2 separate regions of the Mus musculus genome follow, and region 1 is linked to region 2. A link is a contact called in ENCODE POLR2A ChIA-PET data. All regions are on one chromosome and are shown on one strand. The core of a region is the stretch at or near the end of the contact, and the rest is flanking DNA. Distances in the headings are between cores, read along the strand shown. Region 1 holds the start of Dynll1 (dynein light chain LC8-type 1). Region 2 holds the start of Mlec (malectin).

Region 1 (4,270 bases), core at 1,334-3,833, 140 kb before region 2:
CCAAACGGCAGCATATTTCTTACCTTCCCCTCTTCCGTTTTCTAACATTATTATTATTTATTTTCAGTGTGGGCTATGTCTCACGTGTGGAAGCCAGAGGACAACTCTGTGAGGTTGGTTTTCTCCTTCTGCCTGTATGGACTTCCTGTAGATCACATTCAGGTTCTCCAGCGTGCACCGCAAGTGCTTTTACTCTGGAACCATCTTACTGGCCCCTTTAAATCTCCTGATCTTCTAAGATGGGCTGGGATGTCATAAGACCTAGACATTTTACATTTTCAGTCATATTTCCCGAGTACATTCTTTTTCTTGGCATAGGGAGAAACCTAGGGCCCCACCCCTGAGCTACATCCCTAGCCCTAGACAGTGAAGTGGATGCTGAAGTTGGAATAGGGAACAGGAGAGGCAGGGCCCACGGACACTCACCAGGAAGGACAACACAGGAGCTAATCCCTCTGGGGAAAGCACAAGGCAAACTTCATGGAGGGGATCTAAGTATTCTAGGACATAACAGCATGGTGGTGAGAGGCAAAAAGGAATTCAGGGGAAGGAGCCACTACAGCTGATACCTGATTAGACAGGGTTGGGGAAATGGCTCTGCTGGTAGAACGTTTGCCTAGACTCACAAGGCCCTGGCTCAGTTCTTGAACCCCTTAAAAACTAGGTTTGGTGGCCTGTGCCTTAAATTCCAGTCCTTGAAATGTGGGAGCAAGGAGATCAGGGATTCAAGGTAACCCCCAGCTGCACAGCTTCGCCGAGAATGTAAAAACAGAGGGTCCCCTTGGGGCTGGAAAGAGAGCTCAGCAGTTACAGATGTTCTTCTGAGGATCCAGGTTCAATTCCCATCACCCATATGGCAGTTTACAACTCTCTGAAATCCCAGAGCCAGACCACCCAATGCCCTTTCCTGTCCTCCCTGAGTACCAGGCATAGATGTGGCACAGGGACATACAACCAAACACCCACAAACTTTTTTTTTTTTTTTTTTTTTTTTTTTGGTTTTTCAAGACAGGGCTTCTCTGTGTAGCCCTGGCTGTCCTGGAACTCACTTTGTAGACCAGGCTGGCCTCGAACTCAGAAATCCGTCTGCCTCTGCCTCCCAAGTGCTGGGATTAAAGGCGTGTGCCACCACGCCCAGCTTTTTTTTTTTTTTTTTTTTTTTTTAAAGAGAGCAAGAAAAAGAAGATCCTCTCAGACACAGCTGTTGTGAGTGGTACGGTGCTGAGCAGAGGTCAAGCACCCACTCACTGCTGCTGACTCGTTTTATTTCATTTATTTTTTTGGGGGGGAGGGCAGTTTACACAGGATCTCATGTAGCCCAGGCTAGCCTTGGCGCCATCTATCCAAAGCTGGACTTGAATTTCTGATCCTTCTGTTCCTGTCTTCCAGTGTTCTGACTCCCTCCTGGAGCCTCCTGGGGATCAAATATGCAGCCTCTGGCCTCACTCATACCAAGCAAATGCTCTACTGACTGAGGGGTAGCCCAGTATTTTGTTATTTTTATTTATTTATTTATTATGTGGGTACGATTAGTCATAAATGCCAGAGGAGACACATCTTAGGATCACTTTCTTAAGATACGTCTTCCTTTGTATAAATAAATCCTCAGCCAAGAAACTTTGCCCAAATGGACATTCTATCCGAGGAAGCAGCCTCACCTGTACACACTGGGCATCCACCCACATTCCAGATCTTGAGGTCCCCACTGCCTGGCAGACAGGCTCTACCTCCTGGATACGCGATCCCTTTCCCGAATTTCTCCTTCAATCATTAGGCTATCAGTATGTATACGGTCTCCTAGGGCAGTACCAGCTACACAGGGGCTACAGTACGAAATAAGCATGTAGTGTCATGTTATAAAATTCGGAATTTAACCCGGTGTGATGGCGCATGGGGGAGGCGCCAAGAAGAAATGCGAACTTTAGATCATCCTGGGGCTACTTAGGGAGACGATGCTAAGGTAGGGTGGGGAGGACACGGGCAGAAAAAACGAAAAAGAAAGAAAACAGGGTTCAGTGGCAGAACGTAGAACTTGCCTCTCAAGCCCAGGGCCTCCTCAGACACACGCACTTACTTACAAACTTCAGGAATGTGACAGCAGAGCTTCGAACCAAGCCCTACGAGACCCTGAGTGCAACTGCATCGATGGCTCACCCTTGCTAAGCTCGAGGCCACCTGTCAAAGGCCATAAATCGTGCGGACCCCGGGTGGGTGGGGGGAGATGGTGGAAATGGGCGGCACCTGGGGCGGCAGCTCCCAGCCTTCTAGAACCTGCGATTCCAGAACACACCCTGCGCTAACCTCAGTGGGGCCCCCGAGAGGAAAATGCCCGCCCTCACCTCCTTCCAGACTGCTGGGTGGTCCGGGAGCCAGCCACTCGACCCGGGGCTCCGCCTTCAGGGTGTGTGGGCCTCCGCACGCGTGCCGCGCATCGCCCGGGCAACCGACGCTGTGCGCGGTGCATTGTGGTCTGCAACAAAACGCGGGGGAAAGATCCTGAGGGAACCATTGAATCCGCTAGCCAATCGGGAGAGGCTGGCGGTAGCGGATGGCCAATAGCGACGCGGGCCGGGGGCGGGGCCGCGGGCGCAGGGCGGGGCCTAGGGATTAGGCGGCGGCGGCTGGCGTGGGGCAGCTTAGATGCGCCACGGCTTCGGTAGCGACCGGCTGTCTTCTGCTGCTTGAGCGGCGCCCGCACCTTCCCTAGGAGCTCGCAGCAGCCGGCTGGCCTCTGCTCCACGGTGAGACCGGGCTCGGGTCCTCCCCGTCCCCCCTACCTCGGGCCTGCGGTGCGGACCTCGGGAGCTGCCCCTCGGAAGCGGGTGGGGGCGTCGTCCTCAAGGGGGGCGCCGGTCGGGAGGGCAGCGAGCGCGGCCCGCACCCGACCCCTCTCCCTCTTCCCTGCGCTTCGTCACCACACAGGTAACCATGTGCGACCGGAAGGCGGTGATCAAAAATGCAGACATGTCGGAAGAGATGCAACAGGACTCGGTGGAGTGCGCTACCCAGGCGTTGGAGAAGTACAACATCGAGAAGGATATTGCGGCCCATATCAAGAAGGTGAGGACCCGGCGCCGCGTAGTTCCTACTCCCCGATTCTGCGTCCTCTGGGCGCCTGGCAGTTTCCCTGTAGCACTCAGGGCGGCTCGGGATGGATAGTTCTAGAAAGGACGCAAGGGTTTCGCGTTCCTCTGGGGAAGACCAGACCCTCAACGCCAGAAGTTTTTTTTTTTTTTTTAAACCCCCAGCTCCTTGGGGGAAAGCGCCACCTAGCAACGGTTTCCAAGATCAGGGAGTTGCGAGCAGTTCCCCCTGCTGTAGAATTCCTGCGCCGAGGATCCATCTGGGTGTTCCGGGAGGGGGGGGGGTTGCGCCTGCCTGCGTGGGTGTTTCCAGCCGGGCTAGGAGGAGATCTTGCCAGCCTTCTAGTCGGGAGTTAGTCGACAGTTCAGGGAAAGTGGGTGGCAGTGGTGGTTTGGGGGGCTTGGGTGGAGGCTTGGTAAATGGCAGTTTTGTAGAAAGCTGGCGCAAGACTGCCAACTTCTCAAGCTATGTTTGCTGGAAGGAAACTGGAAGCCGAAGCCGTGGGAGGGTTCCAGTGGAGAACGGGAGGATGAAAGACTCACATGGAACAAAAATGAATACTTTTTTTTTTTTTTTGGTTTCTCTGTGTAGCCCTGGCTGTCCTGGAACTCACTTTGTAGACCAGGCTGGCCTCGAACTCAGAAATCCGCCTGCCTCTGCCTCCCAAGTGCTGGGACTAAAGGCGTGCGAGACCACGCCCGGCTTGAATATCTTTTTTTGACAAATGCAGCAGTATGTGCGTCTGGATTGTAAGAGAGACATTCTGCTTAATAAATGAGGTTTTCATACCGATTGCCCGATAAGATAGTAGGAGCCCTAAAGAATTTTACATCATCTCTGGCCCTGGTTCTATCCAACTAGTGAAGAAATGAACACATTGCTAGTTTTAATGTCCATGGGATGGGAGAATCAGGTAGCAGATGCTCTCTAACTTGCTAATTTTTAAGACTGGGTAGATGTGGAGGAGAGCGATTTTAAAAGATAAAGTCCTGGCATTTAACTGTCAGGTTCTGTTGCATTTTTCAGCCTGGCTTGATTTATGTGGTAATTGAGACTTTGTCCTTTGGTCTTTGGGGGGGGGGGTGGTGGTTGTCTTCCTGATTTGGGGTGCATGGCAAATACAGTGGTGGAGCCTGATGAACTGCAAATGCTGATGTCATCTACCTCCATCGAATTGCTGGAGTCA
Region 2 (4,420 bases), core at 447-2,946:
AGAGGAGAGAGGTGCAGGGCTAGGGAGAGAATTTTCTGAGTAGATGGATGGTGTTTGGGTCAGCAAAGGCTCAAAGCTCTAATGGATGATAGAACTGGGAAGCCACTGAGAGGGGAACGGAGCCCATCTCGGGCTCAGCCCCAGACTGTAGCTCCTGTCACTCTATGAAGGTCACCTGTCCTGAGAGAGTTTTGCGGATTTAGAGAAAACTTTGACCTGGATCTTGGCAGTCCCAAGCAGGGGCTTTAATACCTGTATGTCTACGTGTCACGGACACACAATGAAGGTCAGAAAACCGCGACCCCTTCTTTTTTTTTTAGTTTTTCTCTGTATAGCCCTGGCTGTTCTGGAACTCACTTTGTAGACCAGGCTGGCCTCGAACTCAGAAATCCGCCTGCCTCTGCCTCCCAAGTGCTGGGATTAAAGGCATGTGCCACGACCTCCTGGCCTTTGGGCCCCCACATCCTTAGCAGCCTTAAGGGGACTGGGGGTAAAAAAACCCATGTTCTCTGCCAAAGCAGCTAGCGCTCTAGACACCGAGCCATCTTTCCAGCCTCCTATTTATTGTTATAGAGACAGGATCGCACTCTTGGAGCTCAAGCTGGCCTTTTAAAACTCCCGGTAATCATCCTGCTTTAACCTCTGAGAATACAGGCACGCGTCACCTGGCGTCAGCGCGCCCAGAGTTGTTTTATGTTCCTTTTTCTGAACCTCAAAAATCAAATTCAACCGGGCTTTCCATGTTTTGTCCGCATTATCTGTATGGACAGGATAAGTACTTATGGAACAAATGATTCCACTTCCCCCGCTTGGCTGGGTCGGAAAAATGGGAGTTGAGGCAGATACCCAAGGGCATGGACAATAACGCAGAAGAGCGCTGTGTGAAATGCCAAAGCAGGGAGCTCGGGTCGTGCCAGTGGTCCCCAGCAGGAGGAGGAGGAGGAAGCCCCTAGCTCCACTTAGGTTTCCAGGCCCGCCAGGGACCGTCGCCATGGAGACGCAGGCACCCTGGAGCCCCCTCCCCCTAACAGCCACGCGTTTCCGCTGCGTTGGAGCATTCTGATTGGACGGCCTCCTGGACGCTACCACACACCAAGCGCCTGCTAAGGGGTGACGGTGGGGACCGTATCCTCGCGGGACTCGCGTGTCCCGCCACCTGTTCACATGGCATCCAAGGGAGAGACGGGCCCCGATGCTCCACCCGGGGACAAACCATCGCTCGGCTTGCAAGAGCCTGGGCTCTTGCTTTCTGAGTTGAAGGAGGAGGGATGGAAAAGGCGGCAACGCCCCCTTCTGAGCTGACTCGGTCCCCAGCTCTAGAGCACCGGAAGTGTTGGCGACGTGTCAGTGCGCCCTTCTCTAAACCTTCCCCGGCCCAGGCCACCTTTCCCAGTCGACTGTGGGATTCCGGGGCGGCCTGGGCGCTGCACCCGCCACTTCCGCATGGAACCGCCGCTTCAACCGAACTCCCTCCCTGGGCGCGCGCTCCTTCTCGTGCCCCGTGGTTGGGCCGGAGCCTAGGCGCGGCCACTCCCCTCCCCGGACGCACCAGCCAATGGCGCGGCCGCTCTCGGCGGGGTGGTGGGTAATTCATGAGGGCCTCCCTCTGATTGGCTGAGGCGCTCCGGGCTGAGGGCTGGGCGTCGGGGTAGGTTGCTCCCGAGGTGGGAGGCGGCGCCCCAAGGCCGAGGAGGTGGAGGAGGAGGAGGAGGAGGCCCTGAGAGCGACATGTCCCGGGTTGCCGAGGCAGAACGGTCCGCTGCGCTGTTCTCCTGAGTTGGGGGCGGCCGGCCGAGGACGAGGGTCGGCAGGGGCTGCCCCCGCCGTGGTGGCCGCCATGCTGAGGCCCCGGGGAGCCGAGGGAACCGCTGTGGCGCTTCTCCGGCTGCTTCTGTTGCTGCTGCTGCTGGGACCGAAGCTCCGGGGTCCGGGGCTCGGCGTGGTCGGCGCCGCCGGGGCCGGACTGCCGGAGAGCGTCATCTGGGCAGTGAACGCAGGCGGCGAGGCGCATGTGGACGTGCACGGGATCCACTTCCGCAAGGACCCTCTGGAAGGCCGGGTGGGCCGAGGTGAGAGCCCCTCCGGCCGAGCCTGGGGGGGTCCGCAGCCTGGGAGCAGGGCGCAGCTGCGGGCCTCGAACCCCTTCCTCTCCAGCCGGGAGACCACAGCCTTGGAACGAAGTTTCTCTCTGCAGTGAACCTACCCCCAGCCCCCCAACCCCCCACCCTCCAGGGACCTGGCCAGGACCCAGGGCCTAGCCCTGACTGGAAGCTTCCAAGAGCCATCGAGGCATAGAGTTGGCGAGAAGTTTATATTTAGACCCTTTCTCATTTTACCTTGCCCCAGCCCCTCATCCCACCCAAGCTGGGAATGTAAAAGGCAAGGGTGGCCTTTTGCCTGGCGCCTGGAGGCCTCGCAGGTTGGAGGTCATCGACTCCGCTGCTCTGCCATCCATCGCGACGGTTTCCAGGAGATGCTTTGCCCACCCTACAGATCACCCGCCGTTTTCCGTGCCCCTTCCAAGCCCGGGACTGAGGCTTGATTCTTCGCCAGAACGGCAGGGAGTCTTCGAAGGGGGAATAGTACGGGAAAGTTTGACTGTGGCACCCCTCCCCTCCCCTCCTTTGGAATTTGTATGCTTAAAAGTCAAAGCCACCCGACGGGTGTCGGTATATCGCAGCCCATCCTGCCTATGAGGTCAACCTGTGTAAGGTTTGAGTGTGACCCCCGGGTGATCGTAAGACGTTTGATCCCAGCTTAGGGGGAAAGTGGGTTTTACAGAGTTTCACAGTTCACAACGGCCAAATGAGAATTTTGAGGGCAGATGGTTAAAAATACAGGTTCACAACGGCCAAATGAGAATTTTTGAGAACAGATGGTTAAAAATACAGGTTCCTGGGCAGTCTCTAGACACAGTAGACAAACTTTTTTTTTTTTTTTTAACTTAACTAGCTGGGACTCGGGTCTCTGCCCTAGGCACTTCTGTTATAGGTTACCTTACCCCCCCCCCCCCCAATTCATTCTTTGGAGAAAACCGCTCTAGATTCTTCCATAAGTAGGATTGAAAAACAGGTTTAGAAGGAAAGTCGGGGACTGAAGAGCTGGCTCGGTGGTTAAGAGTGCAGATTGTTCTCTCAGAGAACCCGTTTGATTCCCAGCATCCAGATGATAGCTCAGGATTGTCCATAACTCCATTTCCCAGGGATCCAGTGCGGCTTTCTGACATCCACAGTCACAGGCACACGTGTGCACAGAGAGACATACATGCAGGCAGAACACTACACAAAACTGTTTGAAAAGGTTTTTTGAAAAGGTTTTTCTTGTTTCATGTTCTGGAAGATTGATGCTGTATGCTGGGCGCAGAGGCTGCCTTTGCAGACAACAGGAAATCTCTTTTTTCAGTGTTTGTGTGTGGTTCTTTTAACTTTACTGAAGGTTTCAACTTAGTTTCTCCCAGTTTCTGTGTCGAGATAGTTATATTGTGTGTGTCTTATCTGGATGTTGTGGCACACACCTATAATCTCAGTACCATCAAGGCAGAGGCAGGAGGATCCCTGATTGATGAAAGCCAGTCTGGTTTATCTAGGGAGATCCAGGTCAGCCAGCAATCCAGGGCTACATTATGAGAGCTTGTTTCACAAAAGAAACCAGAATTCTTTGCTTTTATACATGTAAGGGTCTTGGCACATGGGGCTGTTCTCTGAAGTTCTGTGTCCTGGAATTCATTTAGACCTGGCATGCAGGTCCCAGGAACCTGGATTCCGCTGAGTCAGGGCTCCAGGTCGTGGCAGCCAAAGCCAGACTTTGTAACAGCAGGTCGTTACTGCCTCTGTTGCTGGTGTTCCTCTTTCTTCATGCTTGTGGGCAGAGAGGAAGGAGCTCCTGAGGAAACCGCACAGTTGGTGGACTTTGCCTCTTGAGATAATGGTGGTGAGGGCAGTGTACAGCTGGTTTCTTCATTCAGATATCCAGCTATACACTGGTTCCATTGTCCTCCTGTTAGGTCCCCGGTACAGAGGATGAAACTAGGACTGCCATCTTTAGTCCTCTGGTATTCCTCTTATTCTGATACTCTGCTTTTAGGTTGCTGGTGCAGGTGGTTTAGTTTTGGCCTGGTCAGTAGCCAGCTAGGCTCTCTCGTCCTTGGATTGTAGTTTCCTGGGGGCCAGAACACTCATGTGTGTGTGTGTGTGTGTGTGTGTGTGTGTGTGTGTGTGTCAGGGGTTGGGGTTGGGCTGGGTAATTGTAGCAAATACACAGTGTGTGAGACCTGCCAGACTCTTTCATCGTGGAATCTGATTTTGGACGATAGCATTTGGGGGGAAGTAGAACCGAAGGTCCCCTGCCCCAGACTGTCTGCTTGTCTGGGTGTGGCCGGCACGAAGGCATGGATAGAAAGAAAAGTTGGGTATAGTGCTGT

What was found. ChIA-PET counts read pairs that join two places held with the same protein, here RNA polymerase II (POLR2A).
Region 1: POLR2A ChIA-PET joins it to region 2 with 11 read pairs in Patski. The contact joins the promoter of Dynll1 here to the promoter of Mlec in region 2. POLR2A ChIA-PET finds 5 or more read pairs at or near these places in 4 of 5 experiments (Patski and embryonic stem cell).

What each region holds. Positions count from the first base shown.
Region 1 is chr5:115,299,303-115,303,572 of GRCm38, reverse strand. Dynll1 (dynein light chain LC8-type 1) reads left to right here and starts at 2,583. Exons shown (of 3, transcript NM_019682.4): 1 at 2,583-2,741; 2 at 2,923-3,060. The coding sequence starts at 2,929. It overlaps Gm13830 (predicted gene 13830), which reads right to left and starts at 2,453. Exons shown (of 2, transcript NR_131932.1): 1 at 2,340-2,453.
Region 2 is chr5:115,155,452-115,159,871 of GRCm38, reverse strand. Mlec (malectin) reads left to right here and starts at 1,696. Exons shown (of 5, transcript NM_175403.3): 1 at 1,696-2,069. The coding sequence starts at 1,838. Gm35465 (a long non-coding RNA gene) reads right to left here and starts at 373. Exons shown (of 2, transcript XR_387598.3): 1 at 1-373.